2 separate regions of the Homo sapiens genome follow, and region 2 is linked to region 1. Evidence: chromatin loops called from intact Hi-C (ENCODE). Cell type or tissue: K562. All regions are shown on one strand. Links, peaks and the distances in the headings refer to the core of each region. The heading gives the core; the rest is flanking DNA. Region 1 overlaps UBR2 (ubiquitin protein ligase E3 component n-recognin 2). Region 2 overlaps UBR2 (ubiquitin protein ligase E3 component n-recognin 2).

Evidence for each region. Peaks named below come from ENCODE experiments on the same cell type or tissue, not always from the same donor. Only the 100,000 strongest peaks of a DNase experiment are listed, where the experiment ranks them.
Region 2: it touches region 1 in a loop (5-fold over the local background); 4 of 110 quality-filtered maps call a loop at or near these places.

The regions. Positions count from the first base shown.
Region 1 is chr6:42,620,940-42,632,619 of GRCh38, forward strand. UBR2 (ubiquitin protein ligase E3 component n-recognin 2) reads left to right here. Exons shown (of 47, transcript NM_001363705.2): 12 at 11,613-11,680. Among named protein-coding and RNA genes, the nearest start is that of UBR2, 63 kb to the left of the region's middle. RefSeq lists an enhancer at 8,916-9,005. In K562, for the core only: no CTCF peak of the experiment used is centred there; a DNase peak (open chromatin) is centred at 6,242.
Region 2 is chr6:42,564,834-42,576,513 of GRCh38, forward strand. UBR2 (ubiquitin protein ligase E3 component n-recognin 2) reads left to right here. Exons shown (of 47, transcript NM_001363705.2): 2 at 8,901-9,160. Among named protein-coding and RNA genes, the nearest start is that of UBR2, 6.6 kb to the left of the region's middle. RefSeq lists a silencer at 460-589 and enhancers at 7,927-7,986, 8,077-8,126. In K562, for the core only: a CTCF peak has its summit at 5,117; a DNase peak (open chromatin) is centred at 5,088.

The DNA.
Region 1 (11,680 bases), core at 1,894-9,893:
GGCTACAGGCGTGTGTGACCATACCTGGCTATTTTGTTTGTTTGTTTGTTTGTTTGTATTTTTAGTAGAGACGGGGTTTCACTATGTTGGACAGACTGGTCTCAAACTTCTGACCTCAGGTGATCCACCGCACCCGGCCGTACTTTTTGTATATTGTTTAAACAATCTTTGTGTATCCCAAGGTCACAAAGATATTCTCCCACGTTTTCTAAAAGCTGCCTTTCCCATTTAAATTCCCAATCCATCTATAATTCATTTTTGTGTATCTAAGAAGTAAGGTCTTGATTTTTCCCCCTACATAGTTATTCAATTAACCCAGAAGTGTTTATTGAAGATACTTTTTCACCTGTTGCATTTCAGGGGCACCTTTGTCATAAATCAAGACCTTTATATGTGTGTGTCTGTCTTGTCTATCTTTGTGCCCCAGCTACACTGCCTTAATTATAGTAGTTTTGTGAGTCTCAGTATCTGATAGTTAAATCTTCCAGCTTTATTCCTCAGAGTGCCTTGGCCATTCTTTTTTTGTTTGTTTGTTTTTTTGAGATGGAGTTTCATTGTTGTTGCCCAGGCTGGAGTGCAATGGTGTGATCTCGGCTCACTGCAACCTCCGCCTCCCGGGTTCAAGCAATTCTCCTGCCTCAGCCTCCCAAGTAGCTGGGATTATAGGCATGCGCCACCACACCTGGCTAATTTTGTATTTTTAGTAGAGATGGGGTTTTGCCATGTTGGTCAGGCTGGTCTTGAACTCCTGACCTCAGGTGATCCATCCCCCTCAGCTCCCAAAGTGCTGAGATTACAGGCGTGAGCCACCGCGCCAGGCCAGCCTTGGCCATTCTTAATCCTTTGTATTTCTGTATGAATTTAGATTCAGCATATCAGCTTCCATACACACGAAGAAGCCTTCATATATTTTGATTGAGATTGAAATTAATCTCTCCTTCAGTTTAGGAAGAATTGGTATCTTTACAATATTGAGTCTTCTGCCCTGTGAACTTGATGTATTCCTTCATTCATTTAGTTTTTTAAAAAAATTTCTTTCAATACTTTATAGTTGTCATTATAGAGGGCTTCCCACTCTTCTTTTTTTTCTTTTTGAGATGGAGTCTTGCTCTGTCACCCAGGCTAGAGCACAGTGGCACAATCTTGGCTCACTGCAACCTCTGCCTCCCAGGTTCAAGCAATTCTCCTGTCTTAGCCTCCCGAGTAGCTGGGATTACAGACACCTGCTGCCACCACGCCTGGCTAATTTTTGTATTTTTAGTAGAGACAGGGTTTCACCATATTGGTCAGGCTGGTGTCGAACTCCTGACCTCAGGTGATCCACCCATCTCAGCGTCCCAAAGTGCTGGGATTACAGGCGTGAGCCACTGCGCCTGGCCCCCATTCTTCTTTTGTTAGATTTATTTCTAGGTGTTTGGTTTGGTTTTGGGGGGAGGGGAGACATTGTTTTTGGGTTTTTTGGTGGGTTTTTTTTTTTTTTGAGACAGAACCTCACTCTGTTCCCCACGCTGGAGTGCAGTGGTGCAATCTCAGTTCACTGCAGCCTCCGCCTCCTAGGTTAAAGTGATTCTTCTGCCTCAGCCTCCCAAGTAGCTGGGATTACAGGTGCGTGCCACCACACCTGGCTAGTTTTTTTGTACTTTTCATAGAGATGGTGTTTCACCATGTTAGCCAGACTGGTCTCAAACTCCTGACCTCAGGTTATCTGCCCACCTCGGCCTCCCAAAGTGCTGGGATTACAAGCCTGAGCCACCGCACCTGGCCTGTTTTTGGCTTTTGATTCTATGGGAAATTTTTTTTAACTTTACTTTGTATTTGCTTATAGAAATACATTCATTTGTGTATATCAGCCATGTATCCAGCCACTTTTTCCACATTCATTTATTCTAATGGTTTATAGATTTTTTTTTTTTTTAAGATGGGGTCTGTGATGCTCAGGCCAGTCTCAAACTCCTGGGCTCAAGCTATCATCCTGCCTCAGCCTCCCAAAGTACTGGGATTACAGGCATGAGCCACTGTGCCCAGCCAGTTTGCAGATTCTTTTGGATTTTTCTGTGTACATAATCATATCACTTGTCATTCATGAATAACAGCAGTTTTAGTTCTTATTTTGAATATTTATATATTTTATTTCATTTTCTTTATTATACTGGCTGGGACCTCAACTACAGTGTTAAATACAAGTGGTAGATAAAAGCAGAAATCTTTGTCTCATATCTGATCTCAGGGGGAAAACTTTTAATATTTTACCGTAAAGTATGATGTTTTGCTTTGGAGTTTTGTTTGCTTGGTTTTTGTTTGATTGTTTATAGATACTCTTTTATCAGATTAGAGAAATTTTCTCTATTCCTAGTTTGCTCTAAGATGGTAGTGTTGTTTAAGAGAGGGAGCCTTGTGATGTTGCCCAGCCTGCCCTCAAATTCCTGGGCTCAAGCAATCCTCCCATCTCAGTCTCCCGAGTACCTGGGACTATAGGCATGCACCACTGAGCCCAACTTGGTTTTTGTTTGTTTGGTTTTGGGTTTTTTTTGAGACGGAGCCTCACTCTGTCGCGCAGGCTGGAGTGCAGTGGTGTGATCTCAGCTCACTACAACCTCCGCCTTCCGGGTTCAAGCGATTCTTCTGCCTCAGCCTCCTGAGTAGCTGGGATTACAGGTGCACACCACCACGCCCAGCTAATTTTTATATTTTTAGTAGAGACGGGGTTTCACCACGTTGGTCAGGCTGGTCTTGAACTCCTGACCTCGTGATCCACCCTCCTCAGCCTCCCCAAGTGCTGGGATTACAGGCGTGAGCCACTGCACCCGGCTGGTTTTTGTTTATGTTAAATCATGAATATGTGTTTAATTTTCATGAATTTCAGGAGAGGCATTGGATGGTATGATCAAGTGGTTTTTTTCTCCCTTTGTCTGTTAATAAGGTTATTTAATTTTTTTTCAAATGTTTTATTACTTTTGCTTTAAGGAAATAAACCAAACTTGGTTGTGGTATATTATCCTTTTTCTATATTGCTTGATTCTATTTGTGCACCCTTATTTGTGAGAGAGATTAAGTGATAATTTTCTTTCCTTGTTATAGCCTTTTGGGGTTTTGGTATTAAGATTAAAGAGGACTCATTAATTACATTGGCAAGTATATTCTGTTTTCTGGAAAATTTTATGTAAGATAGGTATTGCTCTTTTTTTGTTTGTTTGTTTTGTTTTGTTTTGTTTGTTTTTTGAGACCAATTCTCACTCTAGCACCCAGGCCAGAGTGCAGTGGTGCGATCTCAGCTCACTGCAGCCTCAACCTCCTGTGTGCAAGTGATCCACCTCAGCCTCCCAAGTAGCTGGGAGTACAGGCATGCACTACCACACTTGGCTAATTTTTTTTTTTTTTTTAGTGTTTGTTGAGTTGGTGGGGGGGGTGTTGCTTTGTTGCCCAGGCTAGTCTTGAACTCCTGACCTCAAGTGATCCTTCCACCTCGGCCTACCAAAGTGTTGGGATTACAGGTGTGAACCACTTACTCCTTATTGCTTTTGTAATTGCCCAACAGATTCTTTCTGCCCACTGTACAGATAAAATCAATTCACTGAGACCACGGCATTGCAGTACAGAAAGAGTTAAATTGACAGGAGGCTGGCCACACAACATGGGAGACAGAGTTTTTACTCAAAATCTCCCCCTGAAGGCTTGGAGGTTAGGGGTTTTCAAGTATAATTTGGTGAGCAGAAAACTAGGGAGTAGGTGATGCTGATTGGTTGAGGAGAGCATCATTAGGGTGTGTGCTGAGTCCACTTGTGGCTGAGGGTCAAAGGACTGGTTGAATTATGGATCACAAGTAATGCAAAGTCTGAAAAGGCATCTCAAAAAGGCCACTCTTAGGTTCTACAATAGTGTTGTTATCTATAGGAGTAATTGTGGAAGTTACAAATCTTGTGATTGCTGGTTATCATTTAACTTACATCTTAGCATAATTCAGGCCCCTTTCATCATCTTAACCTTGTGGACTTTCATTAGTTTTATAAAGGCAGTTTCCTTTTGGAAAGGGCTATTATCTTCCTTGCTTTAAGGTTAAACTACAAATTAAATTTCTCCCAAAGTTAGTTTGGCCTACACCCCAGAATGACCAAGGACAGCTTGGAGGTTAGAAGCAAGATGGAGTCAATTATATCAGATTTCTCTTATTGTCATAATTTTGCAAAGGCACTTTACTCACTTAAATATTTGGAAGAATTCTCCAGTGTAACCATTTGGGCCTCAAGATTTCTTTCTGGAAATGATTTTATAGCCAGTTAAAATTTTTAATAGGACTATTCAGATTTCCTGTTTCTTGTTTCCCTTCTAATAACATGTTTTTTCTTGGGACTTTGCTAATTTCATTTAAATTTCCAATTACATTGATTTAAATGACACCTAATATTTGTCTTATTTTCTATTTAATACATTTCAGATCTATAGGTTTTGTAGTATTTTTTGTAATCCTTTTTTAAATTTAAATTTTTCTGTTTTTCTTACCAGTCTTTCTAAGGATGTATACTCTTTTTTTAGGACAGGGTCTCACTTTGTCACCCAAGCTGGAGTGCAGTGGCATGATTTCAGCTCACTGCAATCTCTACCTCCCAGGTTCAAGCAATTCTGGTGTCTCAGTCTCCCAAGTAGCTGGGACTACAGGCATGCACCACCACACTCGGCTAATTTTTGTATTTTCAGTAGAGATGGAGTTTTGCCATCTTGGCCAGGCTGGTCTCAAGCTCCTGGCCTCATGTGATCTGCCTACCTCAACCTCCCAAAGTGCTGGATTACAGACATGAGCCACCATGCCCAGCCTAGAGATGTATGTGTTTATTAGTTTTTTCAAAGAACCAACCTTTAGTTGCGTTGATTTATTTTTCCCCCCTTTTTTTTTTTTTGAGGCGGAGTCTCGCTCTGTCGCCCAGGTTGGAGTGCAGTGGTGCGATCTCGGCTCACTGCATGCTCCGCCTCCCGGGTTCACGCCATTCTCCTGCCTCAGCCTCCCAAGTAGCTGGGACTACAGGCACCCGCCACCATGCCTGGCTATTTTTTTTGTATTTTTAGTAGAGCCGGGGTTTCACCATGTTAGCCAGGATGGTCTCGATCTCCTGACCTCGTGATCTGCCTGCCTCAGCCTCCCAAAGTGCTGGGATTACAGGCGTGAGCCACCGTGAGCTGCCTTATTTTTCCCCTTTTATACATTTGCTTTGTTTTATTCTTTCCTTTTTTGTGTTTTCTTTAGATTTTGCCATTCTTGCGTAGTTTCTTTTCTTTCGTGACCACCAATGTAATTTCTTTATAGATTATTAGATCATTTACTTTCAGCCTTCTTTTCTGATGATTTAAGGCTTAGGTTTCCATCTAAGCATAATTTTAACTGCATGTCACAGTCTTGTTTGTGGCAAATGAGGGTTGTTTAGAAAGGTTTGTTTTGCAAGTTCAAATGAACTTAGGTAATAAAGGATGCCCCTTGCCTTCCTGGAAAGTGAGAGGACACTTTACAGAAGGGAAATGTATGCTCTCTTTTTACGGCTTCTCTTGTGTCTGCTGTCCTCAGTTGCCTTCGCTCAAAATAATCCTTATGCCAAAGTGGCATATTTTGGGGTGGCATATTCGAGTTCTCTTCAGCTGATAGAGTGAGGTGGATCACTTTAGTCCAGTCAAGGATTTAAGTGTCTCCATGTTGTTTTGACAAGACTCAGTCTTACTTCTGCTTCATCCCCACCCCTGACACATAACTCCCTAGGGGTTCTCAATCGAGAGCCTGGAGTTCTTCCCTAGAATTCGAGTTTGTTCACTCTATAGGAACTTGTACACTAATCTTGCTTCCTTATATAACTTTAGAATTTTGTAAATGTCTTTAAGGAAAAACTGGAAGAACGTTGAACTCAGTTCCCCCTGCTCTTTTTCTTACTGGGATTCTGGCCTCTCCAACACCCTGGGACTGCTATAGTCTCAGCAAGTTTTTCTCCCTAATAATAGCAGTTCTGTACATATTTTGTAACCACACAATGGGTTACCTTGCTCGCTGCCCAGATAGAGCCGATTTATGAAGACGAGGGAATTGCAATAGAGAAAGAGTTTAGTACACAGAGAGCTGGCCAAGTGGGAGACCAAAGCTTTATTATTACTCAAATCAGCCACCCCAACAATTTAGAGCCTAGGTTTGGAGGGCAGGGGGCTAGGAAATAGGGGATGCTGATTGGTTGGGTCCAGGGTGGAATCACAGGGAGTTGAAACTGTCCACTTGTGCTGAGTCAGTTCCTAGGTGGGGGCCATAAGACCAGATAAGCCAGTTTACCAGTCTGGGTGTCTCCAGCAGGTCCTTCAGTATGCAGGGTCTGAAAAATACCTCAAACACCAATCTTAGGTTTTACAATAGTAATGTTATCTGTAGGAGCAAGTGGGGGAGGTTAGTGATATTGTGGCCTCTGGCTACATGACTTCTGAGCCATAATTTCTAATCTAGTGGCTAATTTGTTGGTTTTACAAACGCAGTCTGGTTCCCAAGCAAGGAGGGAGTTTGTTTCAGGGAGAGTCTATTACCGTCTTTGTTTGTTTTTTTGGTTTGTTTTGTTTTTTGAGTCAGGGTCTCGCTCTGTTGCCCAGGCTAGAGTGCAGTGGTGCAATCGTGGCCCACTGCAGCCTCGACCACCCAAATTCAAGCCAACCTCCTGCCTCAGTTTCCTGAGTAGCTGGGACTACAAGTGTGCGCCACTACACACCTGGCTAAGTTTTTTTTTTTATCTCTTATTTTTAGTAGAGACAATGTCTTGCTATGTTGCCTGGGCTGGTCTTGAACTCCTGGGCTCAAATGATCCTCCCACCCCAGCCTCCCAAAGTACTAGCATTACAGGCATGAGCCACCACACCCAGCCTTTGTTTTAAAGTCTTTAAAGTCTTTGTTTTAAAGTTAAACTGTAAACCACATTCCTCCCAAAGTTAGTTTGGCCTGCACCCAGGAATGAATAAGGGCAGTTTTGGAGATTAAAGGCAAGATGAAGTCAATTAGGTCAGATCTCTTTCGTTGTCATAATTTTCTCACTGTTAACAGTTTTTGCAAAGGTAGCTTTGTTTTTTTCTTGGGATCTTAAATCCCCTCTTACCCCACTCCCAGAATAGACAAATGCTGAGGGAAAAGCAGCTGCAGAATGCTGGCTCACCTCCTTGTGCAGTTCCCTTTCTCCCTGGTTTTATCTCCTGGAGTCCTTGTCTCAGCAGCTCTCTAGTGATTTCAAACTTTTTTTTACTTTTATTAAGCGTTTCTAGTTGTTCTTGTTGGAAATGTTGGTCATCCTCAAGCTACTTCATCATGACTGAAAGAATACTTTTATAGTTCTTTAAAAAAAAAACAAAACTCTGTTAATAATTATTATGCACATCCCTGGTTAAAAATAACTTGCCCTAGATATTAGTGGAATGTTTTACAGCAGTGGTACCTTTTGAATCACAATTACCTTACAATTAACACAGTCTTCATTTTTAGTTTGGTCAAGACCCAGTACTGGCCAGGCACAGTGGCTCATGCCTGTAATCCCAGCACTTTGGGAGGCAAAGGTGGGAGGATCACTTGAGGTCAGGAGTTCGAGACCAGCCTGGCCAACATGGTGAAACCCCGTCTCTTCTAAAAATACAAAAAATTAGCTGGGCATGGTGGCAGGTGCTGGTAATCCTAGCTACTCAGGTGGCTGAGAGAGGAGAATTGCTTGAACCTGTGAGGTGGAGGTTGCAGTGAGCCAAGATCATGCCACTGCACTCTAGCCTGAGCGACAGAGTGAGGCTCTGACTCAAAAAAAAAAAAAAAAAAAAATAGTGCTTATAATTCAAGTGATTAGAGTATGATAGTTGTTCTAATTTATTAAATATGTGTTCAGTCAGCATTATCCCTGTATGCTATGGCATGTTTAGTTTAAAAGTATAAGCATAGATGATTATTATTATTCAGTTGTATTTTTCAGAGTCTTACGGGAGAATTTGGCCCATTTTGAATATGCTGTTAAATAGGTAATGAGCCTTGCAATGCAAAATTGAATATGAATCATATAAAATGAATAAAAACTGTAATATAATCAGGGGTTTTTTTGTTTTTGTTTTTGTTTTGAGATAGAGTTTCGCTCTTGTCATCCACGCTGGAGTGCAGTGGCATGATCTGGGCTCACTGCAACCTCCGCCTCCTGGGTTCAAGCAGTTCTCCAGCCTCAGCTTCCCTAGTAGCTGGGATTATAGGTGCCCGCCACCATGCCCGGGTAATTTTTTAATTTTTAGTAGAGAGGGGGTTTCGCCATGTTGGCCAGACAGGTCTGGAACTCCTGACCTCAAGTGATCCGCCCACCTCAGCCTCCCAAAGTGCTCAGATTACAGGCGTGAGCCACTGTGCCCGGCTGATAGTGGTAATGCTTTTTAAAGCAAAGTGAATTGTAGGCATAAAAATTAAGAAAGGCCAGGCACAGTGGCGCACACCTGTAATCCCAGCACTTTGGGAGGCCGAGGCAGGCAGATCACTTGAGGTCAAGACTTCAAGATCAGCCTAGACAACTTGGTGAAACCCTGTCTCTACTAAATATAGGTAAAAAATTAGCCAAGCGTGGTGGCACACACCTGTAATCCTAGCTACTTAGGAGGCTGAGGTGGGAGGATTACTTGAACCCTGGAGGAGGAGATTGCAGTGAGCCAAGATTATGCCACTGCACTCCAGCCTGGGTGACAAAGCAAAACTCTGTCTCAAAAAAATATATATAATTTTTTAGGGTAAGTGTTAAGTACAAGAAATATATACCAAGACTAAATACCAAATAATGTCTGGTATTTAATGTTGAAAATTACTTTGAAAGGTTAGCAACAATTTCTTAGCATAAGGTGATAAAGCTGAGAACCTAAGGTCTTTTATTTTTCTTTTCTGTTTGTAACTTTGAAATATGTGCTTCTTTTGTTATCTTTTAGAAGTAGAAATGCCTGAATAACTCCCCTGGTTTTTGTTTTGGTTTTGGTTTTTGGGGTTTTCGTTTGTTTTTACGAGTCAAGGCCTTGCTGTGTTGCCCAGGCTGGCCTCGAAATCCTGAGCTCAAGCAGTCCTCAACCTCAGCCTCACAAGTAGCTGGAACTATAGACAGGAGCCACTGTGGCCAGCTACTTCCTGTTTTAATGGGACATTAGTAATGAACCATCGTAGTAGTAGTAGCAGTAGTAGTAGTAGCAGTAGCAGTAGTAGTAGTAGTAGTAGTAGTAGTAATGAACCACTCTATTATTATTTACTTTTTTTTTTTTTTTAATTGAGAGAGTCTTGCTCTGTCGCCTAGGCTGGAGTGCAATGGCATGATCTCGGTTCACTGCAACCTCTGCCTCCTGAGTTCAAGCGGTTCTCCTGTCTCAGCCTCCCGAGTAGCTGGGATTACAGGAGCCCACCACCACGCCCAGCTAATTTTTGTGTTTTTTAGTAGAGATATGGTTTCACCATGTTGGCCAAGCTAGTCTCGAACTCCTGACCTTAGGTGATCCACCCACCTCGGCCTCCCTTGCTGGGATAACAGGCATAAGCCACTGCACCCAGCCTATTTTTTTTTTTTGATACCCCTAAAGACAATTAGAATCTAATCCAAAATTGTGCAGTATGTGAACCATCTCTGTTAACATTCACCTGAAACTAAAAATGCTAGTAAGTGCCTTGGTTTGGTGGGGGTTTACATTCTAACAATATCGTCTCTCCACCAAACTTCCTCTTACTGCCTGCTTTAAGTCCTGAAGTTTTCAAACTCAGTTTTATATTTACAGATTTTCTACTTATCTGCTGACTTTAGAATTTAACATCTATATTAGAATACAGTTTTAATATATTCTTAGACTTCTGTCTTCTGCATTTTTGTTTCTGCTTATTTGGGGTTTTTTTGTTTTTTGTTTTTAAGACAGGGTCTCACTCTGTCGCCCAGGCTGGAGTGGCGTGATCATGGCTCACTGCAGCCTTGACCTCCCAGGCTCAGGTGATTTTCCCACCTCAGCCTCCCAGGTAGCTGGGAATACAGGTACATGCCACCACACCCAGCTAATTGTTTTATTTTTTATAGAGACAGGGTTTCACTGTGTTGCCCAGGCTGGTCTCGAACTGGGCTCAAATAATCCGCCTGCCTCAGCCTCCCAAAGTGCTGGCGTTACAGACGTGAGCTACTGCACCTGGCCTTGTTCTACGTTTTGATGAAACTTTTTCTGTTGCTAATTACCTAATCTTGACTTATGCGAGGCCTGTTTAAGTTGTCACCCAGCATCAATAACACTCTAGAATCCTAGGAGAGATTAGCTGTTGAGGCTGGAAAATGTCAGGGTGAGGATCCATGATCTTTTGTATCAGAGTGCAAAATGAAGTATTCAAAGTAACATTAGACTTTCTGACTCTATTAGGGCAGAGATTAACACCATCAAAATGGCAAAGAGCAAAATGTTTGAAGTTATATTGTGTTATGGAGGGCATGAGAGGGCATGGCCCACATTGTAGGTAGAAAGAGAAATTGTTGAGCCTCTTTGTGGAAACAATTTGGTGATATCATTAAAATTTATTATGTGCATACTCTTTAACCGATTACTTCCACTTTTAGGAAATTACTCTATAAATATTCCTACAACTATACACAGTGGATATTTGTTGCAACATCTTTTTTAATAGCATAAAACTGGAAACAACCCAAATGTCTGACCAGTAAAAGCTTGGCTAAATAAAATCTGATACAAAAGTAGACCTGGTTAAAAAGAATGACGAGCATTTGTATGAACTGATATGGGACATTGTCCCATATCAAGTAAAAAAATGTACAAAACAATATAATATGCTATCTTTTGTAGGAAAAAGATAGATATACATACTTGTGTATACTTAATACACACTTTATGTATTTATACATTTTATATATGTGTGTGTATTATGTAGTATATACTCTGATTTTATATATATATATATATATATATATATATAAATACAGGTTCTGTAATTATATATATATAAAATACACATACATATACCATCTCTGCAAGAATATGCAAGGAACTACGATTAACAAGATTTGCCTTTAGAAAGAAGACCTCAGGAGCTAGGAGACTCCCTGTTGCATTTAGTATGATTTACATGTATTTGCTTATTTAAAAAAAAAAAAAATATATATATATATATATATATGTACACACATGCACACACACACAAACAAAAAATAAATCTCAACTAAGGAAATAAAGAGAAAATATTGTTTCATACTGAGTTCTAGAGAATCTGTGTCGTAAACCTCTGGATCCTAGAATAACTATACCATACCATTATAGGTGTCTAAATGTCTCAGTTAAGGAAAATTTGCAGCCTGATTCAGAGCCCCCACCCTGAATTTATCTTTGAGTAATGAGCCTTGGAACTGTCTTCTAACATTCTGGCATCTTTCTGGCATCTGGTATAATTGTTGCTTCATACACATGGCAATTGGAGTAAGTAATTGTTATTTAGAAATACACAGTAATGCATTTATGATATATAGTTGTGTTGAAAAAGGTTTAAACTGAAGGAGCTAAACAATGTTGGTGACTTTTTTTTTAGTCTTCCTAGTACATAGTTTTTGATTACCATGCACTCTGATAAACTTTGTTTTTAGGCTCGAATGCTCATCACAGAAGAAAACTTAATGAGCATTATCATTAAGACTTTTATGGATCATTTGAG
Region 2 (11,680 bases), core at 1,614-9,613, 56 kb before region 1:
ACATGCCACCCTAACCGAGCCCCTCTTTTGTTTTTGGGACTGCCCCAGGCACCAAGAAGGCAAACGACACTACCCTTCGTTATCCGTTTCAGTGCTATCTTTTTTTTTTGCACCGGTTTGATTAGTTGACAACGTTGATGCATGTGTGGAAAGTTTACTGAGTATGAGAAAGTAGTCGTGGAGTCTGGGAAATTTTAAAAATATTTTTTCTAGGAGTTAGGGGTAATTGGATGGAGAACAAATGTTATATAACGTTGATAGAGCAGCTTTCAACAAATACTGTATAAGCTAAACGTGAGAACTGGTCACAGTGTAGTAGGAGCAGTTATATTCCAAACGTAAAACCGTTCAAACGCACTATTGCATTAAAACTGTAATATGAATATGCTAGTGTAAATAGCAGAGTTGTAGGAACACCCATTAGAAGAGATTGCCGAGAATGATTATGAATGGACCAAGACAGCTTGGGCCCCACCTCTAAGACCTCCAATTAAAAAGGCTGCTAGGAAGGGAGTGACCCGTGAATAAAAGTCAGCAATCTGAATGCTACGAACAAAATTTGGGATTGGGGGCACTGTGGAGCTGTTGGTCAGTGAGTAGTTATTTTGCGTGAATTGGTGAGGACATTAAGTCCGGGTAGAAAGAAATGTCAGGAGTAGAGGTGAAGACTTTAAAGAAATACGTTGTTAAATGCTGAATCTTTGCTTGTTTGGGTGTGTTTTGTTGTTGTTTGTTTTTGTTTTTGAGACGGAGTTTCGCTTTCGATGCCCAGGCTGGAGTGCAGTGGCGCGATCTCAGCTCACCGCAACCTCAGTCTCCCGGGTTCAAGCGATTCTGCTGCCTCAGCCCCTCGAGTAGCTGGGATTACAGGCATGCACCACCACGCCCGGCTAATTTTGTATTTTTAGTAGAGTTGGGGTTTCTCCATGTTGGTCAGGGTGGTCTCAAACTCCCGACCTCAGGTGATCCACCTGTTTGGGCCTCCCAAAGTGCTGGGATTACAGGCGTGAGCCACTGCGCCCTGCCTTGGTGTGTTTTTTTAAACCTACTTACTTGTTTAGCCTAGGTCTGTTTTCATTTACTTTCTACTTAATGTTGTACAACTCAAGGAATTTCTGCCTTTCGTTTATCGGAGATTTGAAAAAAGAAAATGAAAGTAGTGTTACAAGTAAACTGTTAAATAATAATGACAGCTGTTTGCTCTCCATGCCTCTTCTAATTGATATCTGTTGCTTACCTCAAAGTACTGTTTTGATTTTTTTTCTCTCACTGAATTTTGTGTCTTGGTCCAGTGATACAGGGTACAAATTCCGTTATCCCATTCTAAAAGTGCAAACTATCAAGTGATTAGAGGTTCTCCAATTTGTAGAGGCTCCTGAGGAAACTGGTTATAAAAGTAGTGCGGGAGGCCAGTGCTCCTAGTTCTTGTTCAGTGAAATTCTCAAGCAGATGCAGTAAGGAAAAATCAAGGAAAATGCAACAAAAAATTATTAATTTGGACTTCATTTGAGTTTGTGAAGATCATAATCTGAGCTACATTTTACCCTGTTTACTTTTTTTGTTTGTTTTTTTGAGACAGTCTTGCTCTGTCGCCAGGCTGGAGTGCAATGGCGCAATCTTGGCTTACTGCAACCTCCGCCTCCGGGGTTCAAGTGATTCTCCTGCCTCAGCCTCCCGAATTACAGCTGGGATTACAGGCGTACGCCACCACGCCTGACTAATTTTTGTATTTTTAGTAGACACAGGGTTTCACCACATTGGCCAGGATGGTCTCGAACTCCTGACCTCAGGTTATCCGTCCGCCTTGGCCTCCCAAAGTCCTGGGATTACAGGCGTGAGCCACCGCACACAGCCTACCCTGTTTACTTTTAAATGCCTTTCTGAACAATAAGTTTTTTTTTTTCTTTTTTTGGTAAGAGATGGGGTCTTGCACTGTTGCCCAGACTAGAGTATAGTGACATTATCATAGCTCACTGCAGCCTTGACCTCCTAGGCTCAAGAGATCCTCCTACCTCAAAAACCAATATTAAAATATAAAATTCCTTCAACTATATAACCTTAATCTTGCCTTACTTTGTGAGGACTTTACTGTCTGTATTAAGTTAAAACACCTAACATTTAAAACTGTTTTTTTCAGCTTAGGCTTCAGCTTTTTTATCACACATTTAAATTAATAAAGTTTTTTCTTAGGTTGAAAGCACATTTTAGGGAAGAGAAACAAGTAGAGAAAACAGTGATTGTAGGCTTTAGACCTCTGTCATTGGTAATTTGTTAGGATCACTTCCATTTAAAAATCACCTAATGAGCACTAGTGTCAACCTTTCCACATTTCATTTACACACCGCTTTTCTTATTCCTGTTATAAGGAGGAAGAACTTTTTGTGATCCCATCCATTCCAGCTAGTATGCCTCACAAAGAAAAGTATCTAAGCTGACTCTTTAATATTTGTAAGTTTAGGATATTACAGTGGCCCTCTCTTCTCATTCTTCTCTTTTCTTGTTAGAATTGACTCCATAAGTATGACTTTCCCAACACTTCTTGGCTCTGTTTACTTTCTATACTACATATGGTTATAGTATGTTCCAGTGAGTGATTACGGTTTTAAAAGTAAACATGCCGGGTGTGGTGGCTCTTGCCTGTAATCCCAGCACTTTGGGAGGCCAAGGAGGGCAGATCACAAGGTCAAGAGATAGAGACCATCCTGGCCAACATGGTGAAACCCTGTCTCTACTAAAAATACAAAAATTAACCGGGCATGGTGGTGCACCCCTGTAATCCCAGCTATTCGGGAGGCTGAGGCAGGAGAGTTGCTTGAACCCAGGAGGCTGGGGTTGCAGTGAGCCGAGATCGCGCCACTGCACTCCAGCCTGGGTGACAGAGCGGGACCCCATCTTTTTCCCTGAATATAAAAGAAATACAGGTTGGGAGCACTGGCTCATGCCAGTAATCCCAGCTATTTGGGAGGCTGAGGTGGGAGGACTGCTTAAGTCTAAGAGTTTGAGACCAGCCTGGGCAACATTAGCTATACCCTGTCTCTACTAAAAAAAAATAAAATAAAATAAATAAGCTGGGTGTGGTGGCATGAACTTGCAGTCCTAGCTACTCAGAAGGCTAAGCAGGGAGGATCGCTTGAGCCCAGGTGTTAGAAGTTACAGTGAGCTATGATCATGCCACTGTACTCCATCTTGGGTGATACAGTGAGACCCTGTCTTCAAAAAAAATTTTGTTTTAATAAATAATGAATTTGTTAAGTTTTATGTAGAGTTTTAGGTCTGTATTGGTTATCTTTTTGCTGTACATTTTTTAAACCGTTTTATTGAGATATAACTCACATACTGTACAGTTAAATTCAGTGGTTTTTAGTATATTCAGATTCATGCAATCATCACTATGATCAATTTTGGGACATTTTTATCACCCCAAAAAAGAAATCCTGTACCTATTGGCAGTCACTTCCCTTTCACACCTAAACTCCTGAGGTCTAATCAACTACTAATTTTTGTCTGTGTAGATTTGCCTATTCTGGATATTTCGTATAAATGGAATTCAACATATTGTCATTTGTGGCTGACTTCTTTCTCTTAGATAATGTTTTAAATATTTATCCATGTTGGGCCAGGCGCGGTGGCTCACACCTGTAATTCCAGCACTTTGGGAGGCCAAGGCAGGTAGATCACAAGGTCAGGAGATCGAGACCATCCTGGCTAACACGGTGAAACTCCGTCTCTACTAAAAAATACAAAAAATTAGCCGGGCGTGGTGGCAGGCGCCTGTGGTCCCAGCTACTTGGGAGGCTGAGGCAGGAGAATGGCATGAACCCGGGAGGCGGAGCTTGCAGTGAGTCAAGATCGCGCCACTGCACTCCAGCCTGGGCAACAGAGCGAGACTCTGTCTCAAAAAAAAAATAATAAAAATAAAATATTTATCCATGTTGTACCATGTACAGGTTGAGTATTGTTACGCTTGCCACCAGAAGTGTTTTGGATTTTGGATTTTTTTGGATTTTAAAATATTTGCAGTTATACCAGTTGAGCATCCTTAATCCAAAATCCAAATGTTCCAATGAGCACTTCTTTGAGCATCGTGTGGGCATGCAAAGTTTCAGATTTTGGATCATTTTGGATTTCACGTTTTCAAATTAGGGATGCTCAACCTGTGTCAGTAATTCTTTCTTTTTTATTGCCAAATGACATTCCTTTGTATAGATAAACCATATATTATTTATCTGTTCATCAGTTGGTGAATATTTGGGTTGTTTCTACTTTTTGGGTATTATGAATCATGTTGCTGTGAACATTTTTTACAAATTTTTGTGGGGACATATGCTTTTGTTTCTCTTGGGTATATACATACCTAGAAGTGAAATTGGTGGGTCATATGTTAACTATTTTGAAGAACTGCCAGATTTTTCCAAAGCAGTTGCATTGTTTTACATTCCCACCAGTAGTGCATGAGAGTTCCAATTTCTCCAGATCCTTGCCAACACTTGTTTTTGCCTGTGTTTTGATTACAGCCATTCTTTTGGGTGTTATGCCTTCTCATTGTGGTTTTGATTTGCATTTCCCTCATGAGTCATGTTGGAACATCTTTTTATGAGCTTATTGGCCATTTTTATGTCTTCTTTGCCTATTTTCAATTAGTCTTTTGACCTATTAAATTTCTATATTTTATTTGTAAATATTCTCCTTAATTTGTAGAGCTCTTAATATAATTTGTTTAAAATTTTTCTCAATATATTCCCTAAAACTCCCACTTAAACACTATTGTTTTTATGGTTATGAGCACTAGTTGTTTTATGATTAACTTACATGTTGCTTATCCTTGTTTGAAAGCAAAACCAAAAGTAGTTAAAGGATACAATTTTAATTGGGTATAGAATAATAGAGACTGTAATAAAAGGCTAACTAACCTCTAGGGATTCTTTCATTTTTCATTTCATTTTTATTTTATTGTACTTGCTTTCTATCCCAAGGCTTAAATTTAGTATTTAATAGAGGGAAAGCTCCTGGAAACATTGTCATAACATGTTTACTTTAGAGGAATGAGTTGACAGTTTCTTTACTTCCCTTAAGAGGGACTTGTAGTAAGATAGTGAATGCTTATTACTCTCTTATGCCACATGGGTGTGACAGCTACAAGTGTCTGAAATAAAGACAAAAGGCCAACCAAACTGGAAATCTTAATTTTTCATGTTGAAGAAACAGTTGCAGTTAGCATATGTTAGAACTAATATGAAAAGCTATAGATTTTATTCTTTGGGGAAATGTGTGAGCTACTTCTGAAAGACAGTCATAAATTTTTCTTGCTTTTTATATTAAGTATGTATGTTTAATCAGCTTAAAGTGCCTGTAATAGAGCCCAAATCTTTTAGGTGATTGTGATTTTTTCATATAATGGTAGTAAAGTTTTTGGTTTTGAGACGGAGTCTCACTCTGTCCTCCAGGCTGGAGTACAGTGGCGTGATCTAGGCTCACTGCAACCTCCACCTCCTGAGGTCAAGCGATTCTTTTGCCTCAGCCTCCCAAGTAGCTGGGATTACAGGCGTGCACCACCACTCCTGGCTAATTTTTGTATTTTTAGTAGAGATGGGGTTTCACCATGTTGGCCATGGTGGTCTCGAACTCCTGGCCTCAAGTGATCTGCCCACCTTGGCCTCCCAAAGTGCTGGGATTATAGGCGTGAGCCACTGTGCCCAGGAGTAGTAAAGATTTGAAAAATGGGGAGCATATGCATGCCTTTCTTGGACCAGACTTTTAAGTCTTGTTATTTATAATAATATGTAATAAAGAGTGAAATACTTGCTTGTTTTACTAATAATATTTTTATGTAAAGTGGCTAGTTTTTTTTTTGTTGTTTGTTTGTTTTTTGAGACAGGATCTCACTCTGTCACCCAGGCTGAAGTGCAGTGGCGTGATCATGCCTCACTGAAGCCTCAACCTCCGGGGCTCAGGTGATCCTCCCACCTCAGCCTCCTGAGTAGCTGGGACTACAGGCATGCACCACCATGCCCAGCTAATCTTCTTTTATTTTTAGAAGAGACAGGGTTTTGCCATATTGCCCAAGCTAGACTCGAACCTCTGAACTCAAATGAGCCACCCGCCTTGGCCTCCCAAGTGCTGGGATTACAGGCATGAGCCAAAGAGCCTGGCCGATTTTTTTTTTTTTTCTTAACCAGAAGCTGATACTAGCGTCTGAATTTTTGTTGAAGAAATCTATGAACAAATTTGCTCTCGTTACAGTTACTAGACTGCATAATTTTTTTTTAGAAAGCATCCATGCTAGCCTGTAGTCCCAGCTACTTGGGAGGCTGAGGCAGGAGAATGGCGTGAACCTGGGAGGCGGAGCTTTCAGTGAGCCGAGATCGCGCCACTGCACTCCAGCCTGGGTGACAGAGCAAGACTCCGTCTCAAAAAAAAAAAAAAAAAAAAAAAAGCATCCCTTCTAAAGTAACCTTTCATTCTTGTATTAAAATTTTGCAACAGTGAAGTTTTACAGGAATGGGAACATAAAATATAAGGAAAAAAACTGGTTTTTAAATAAAATCTTTCAATATGTTGTAAAAAAAAGTCCGAAGCACTTAACTTTCTAGGATCATGGAGGTGAATTATTTTGGTCTTATTGCTTAATTTTTCTTTCATAAAGAGTAAATTGAATCCTAGCACCTTTGGGAGGCCGAGGTGGGCAGATCACCTGATGTCAGGAGTTTGAGACAAGCCTGGTCAACATAGTGAAACCTTGTCTCTACTAAAAATACAAAAATTAGCCGCGTGTGGTGGTGCACACCTGTAACCCCAGCTACTCAGGAGGCTGAGGCAGGAGAATCACTTGAACCTGGGAGGCAGAGGTTGCAGTGAGCCGAGATCGTACCACTGCACTCCAGCCTGGGCGACAGCACGAGACTCAAAAAAAAAAAAAAAAAAAAGCGCTTAGGATCATTTGACTACCTTCATTCTTGTTTTGGTTTGCTGACAATGGGTGAAAAATGAGACATTTACCTTTGAATGAGGCCAAAACGAGGTCTTTTAGCTCAAAGAATAAGATTCTAGTATGCTTGTTGAGGACTCTTTTTCTTTTTTTAAAACTTGTCCTCTTTATAATTACTGAGCTTAAAGGATGTGTATGTATATATAAAATTTTGATTGAGTCACTCTGAAGGGAGAGAATACTTAAAGCCTGTAGGATTGTCTCCTAAGAAATGATGCTGCTGCTGCTGTTTTATTTTTATTTTTATTTTTTTTTCCCTAACCACTTGGCCACCAGGGAAGAAATGCTGTTGTTTTGAAAGTAATTTAGTCTCTTTCCTACTTGCATAATGTAAACACAACAATGTTAGTAATATTTGGAAAATAGTTTAGTTTCACTTTAAGCATGAAAACTCTTTCACCGTTTTTGGTTATAAGCTTCTATCCAGTCCCTTAACTTATGAACAAAATTTTTACATTTTTAGTAAAAGTTCTCTGAAAACAGAAATTGACTAGAAAGTTAATATACATCACCTCATGCATATTTAAAATCTCTCTGTATGTTGTTTTTAGAAGGAGTGGTCTGAAGAATATACAAGTAATAGCTAAAATGAAGACCTTATGTTGACTTCTTATGATGTTACATATCACTTGAACATACTTTTTTTTTTTTTTTAAATAAAAATGTAACTGGAATTAGGTAGTAATCCATAGGTAAACATTGGAGGTTTTTTTTAATTTCAGCTTTTACTTTAGATTTAAGGAATACATGTGCAGGTTTGTTACATGAGTATATTGCACCTGGGTAGTGAGCATAGTACCCAATAGGTAGTTTTTCAACTCACTTCCCCTTCCTCTTTCCCTCCATCTGTGGGTTTTGTTCACGGTTCAGTTAACTGCATTCTAGCAGAAGTGAGTCTTTTTTTTTTTTTGTCCTTTGAGACAGACTCTTGCTCTGTCGCCCAGGCTGGATCTTGGCTCACTACAACCTCTGCCTCCTGGGTTTAAGCGATTTCTCCTGCCTCAGCCTCTTGAGTAACTGTGATTACAGGCATGCGCCACCACATCCAGCTAATTTTTATATTTTTAGTAGAGAAGAGACTTCACCATGTTGGCCAGGCTGGTCTTGAACTCCTGACCTCAGGTGATCTGCTTGGCCTGGCCTCCCAAAGTGCTGGGAAGCTTTTCAGATTTTTCGGTGTGGATACCCAGGTTGAGCTGGAAATGGAGAAAATAACAGATTTTGGTGGAGCATGGAGGGGAGATCATGCATTCAGTTATTGAGTTGGTACCTATGAGATCTAAGTAGAATCATGCTTTAAAATTTGTTTTTAGTGGGGAGAGCAAACGGAAAAGGCCTTATAGAGAGAGAGAAGTTGATCAGAGAAAGAAGGCATAATTGGTACAACAGTCTCTTGTGGACTGACTTATTCAATAAGAGACTGGTATATAAACTTGCTTATCAATCATTAAGAAATGTGTATTGGCTGTTCATGTTCACCGTACATATTGGCTGTTCATATTCACCGTACACTCTTCCTATGGACAAACTGACGTGAGAATTGATATCACAATGAGAATAACATTTGAGCAAAGCATTAGGAAGGACATTAGGTGAGCTCAATGGTTCATATCTTATATAATGATTTCTTGTAATTATTTTCTGGTACTGCCTAGAGAAGATTGCTTCAAGAGTCATTTTGCAGGGAAGGAGGGAGGCTTGTTTCATTTTAATTTTACTTACACTTAAAAGTAGGATTTAAACATACTTGGCATTTTAATAGATTAAATTTCTAACGTACGGTGGTGAGTGTTGTAAACAAAATATTTTAATATGCTTTTGTCATTATTTTTGTACCTAAAAGAAAGTAGGGTGAATTTGTTCAAATTAGTTTGTTGGTGTTTAAAACCATTTCTTCTCTTTTCTTCTTTTAAAGAAATGGCTGCAAGCAACTGACCTCACTAGAGAAGTGTACCAGCATTTAGCCCACTATGTACCCAAAATCTACTGCAGGGGTCCCAACCCTTTTCCACAGAAAGAAGACATGCTGGCACAGCATGTTTTGTTGGGACCAATGGAATGGTACCTTTGTGGTGAAGATCCTGCATTTGGATTTCCAAAACTTGAGCAAGCAAACAAACCTTCTCATCTTTGTGGTCGTGTTTTTAAAGTAGGAGAGCCTACATATTCTTGCAGGTAAAATATTTTAATTTTCTTTCTAGGAGGCTCTTGTTTTATTTGACCTCTTTTTTTCCCTGGAACTTTTGAGTTTTTGTTTAAAAATTATGAAATACCATATCTGCTTAAAAATCTGTATTACAAATACATGCTATTTAATAAATAATTAAAGCAAACATTTTTGTAATTATTCTTGATCAAAAAAAATTGTCACCAGCATTCTTGAAGCCCACTGTGTGCTTTCTTCCTTCCCCCATAATTAACTGACATCTTGACTCTTGCAATAATCACTTTCTTGCTTTTCTTGATATTTTTTAGTTACAGTAATTCTGATGTTCAAATTGCCATAGATTTGGCTAGTGAGAGCCCCGTCACACCATCTTGTCTTTTTCACATGCCTTCATTAGTTTGTGGGTGCTTCTTTCCTTTCTGGCACAAGATGCCCCAGCTCACTTTGTACTTGCTCTGACCCGTATGTACAATCAGCTATTTCTTTAAAGATTTTTCTTTCATTTGGGAATGGTAGTTAGAAACCAAGATCTGGGTGCTGTATGCATTTACTGCTGTTAGGAAGACTTTTCTTTTTTAAATTTCTTGGTGAAAATTGAGTATACAAGGGTAGAAGATGGAGAATAAAGTGCCTTGTCCCCTTTTTGACTGTCCAATTTTCCAGAATTAATCATTGTTAACATTTTCCCATATATCATTTCAGAAATTTTCCTTTTTTTTTTTTTTTCTGAGATGGAGTCTTGCCCTGTCACCCAGGCTGGAGTGCAGTGGCGCGATCTCGGCTCACTGCAACCTCCACCTGCCAGGTTCAAGTGATCCTTCTGCCTCAGCCTCCCAACTGGCTGGGATTACAGGCTTAGCCCATGACCATGCCCAGTTAATTTTTGTATTTTTAATAGAGACGGGGTTTCACCATGTTGGCCAGGCTGGTCTCAAACTCCTGACCTCAGATGATCCACCTGCCTTGGCCTCCCAAAGTGCTGGATTACAGGCATGAGCCACTGTACCCGGCCTCTTTCAGAAATTTTCTTTGTGTATATAGGCCAAGATATATGGCAATTTTAAACCTACATACATAAATACAGATGGGAATATGTTACATATACTGAGCTAAATTTTCTTTTCTGTATTTAACCATAGCTTAACATCTTTCCGTATCAGCTTATGTAGCTAGATAATATTCTTTTGTGTAGATGTGTTGTCAGAGACATTATTTAACTTTTTCCTTTAAACTTTTTCCTGTAAAACTGAAATTTAATAAGCTAATTTTGGTGAAAGCCTCTGGTTATCTATGGTAGTTTTCTTTATTAGCTTATTTAGAATATCAATAGAGAACAGTATATATATTGAAAAACTATTAGACCTAGTTTTTTGTTTGCTATTACAGAAACTACTTTGAATATTCTGTTGATGTTTGGAGCAGTAGACCTAGTTGAACCTCATAATTTATGGATAGGAAATTGAGACCCCATTGTTCAGTAATGTTCTTTGTATTAATAGGATCTAGTTCCAAATTATTTGTATATCTTGTCTTTTAATCTTCAATCTGGAATGTTTCCTCAATTTTTCTGTGACTTTCATGATCTTGACACTTTTGAAGATTACAGACCAGTTATTTTGTCAATGTCCCCTCAATTTGGGTTTGTCTGGTTTTCGTAATTAGATTCAAGTTGCATCTGTGACAGGAGTGCCACAGAAATCATGTGTTTTAACCCTGTCAGGTGGTATGTATGATTTTGATTAGTTCTACAACTGGTGATATTGATCACTTGATTAAAGGGATGTCTGCAAGACTTCTCCACTGTAATGTTACTCTTTTCCCCTATGTGATCAATAAGTGTGTTGTTGGGAAGTACTTTGAGACTATTAAGTATCCTCTTCATTATCAAACTTTCAATTTATTTATTTATATCAGTATTTGTGGGGTCTCATTATTATGCTCAAATTGTCCTAGATTTGGTCAATAGGAGCCCCTTCAAGCTATCTTTGTTCTTTTTCATATCTCTATCATCCTTTGAGCTCTTTTTCTTTTCCTTTCCTTTTCCCTTCTGTTTTTTCTTTTCTTCCTGGTACAACAAGATGTCCCAGGCAATCTTGAGCTTTCTCCTGCCCCAACCCTGAAATCAACCATTTTGCCAAGGATCCTGGTTCTTTTTAGTGGAAAATGGTGTTTACAAATAAGATGGTATGTGTGCATGTTGCTGTTGGTGTTATAACTCTCAGGCTGTCTCAATGGAGCTTTATTTTATACCTATCTGTATAAATGTATTGAAATAGATATTGGAAACCATGCATCTGTAGTGATCTCTTCTGTTCCCATCTAAGGTTCTTTCTAGTTTTCTTCCTTTGCATATTTTTAATTTCCTTCTCTGACAAGAGAAAACCTGATTCTCATTTTCCTCAAAATATTTGCTTATTTAATTATTCCCCTGTATGCAGCCATTCTGCTGCTGCTGCTGCCCAACTCTCTGCATAATTGCCCCCCTTTACCCCATTTGGATTTTGTGTTCAGTACTGGGTCACAGTGGC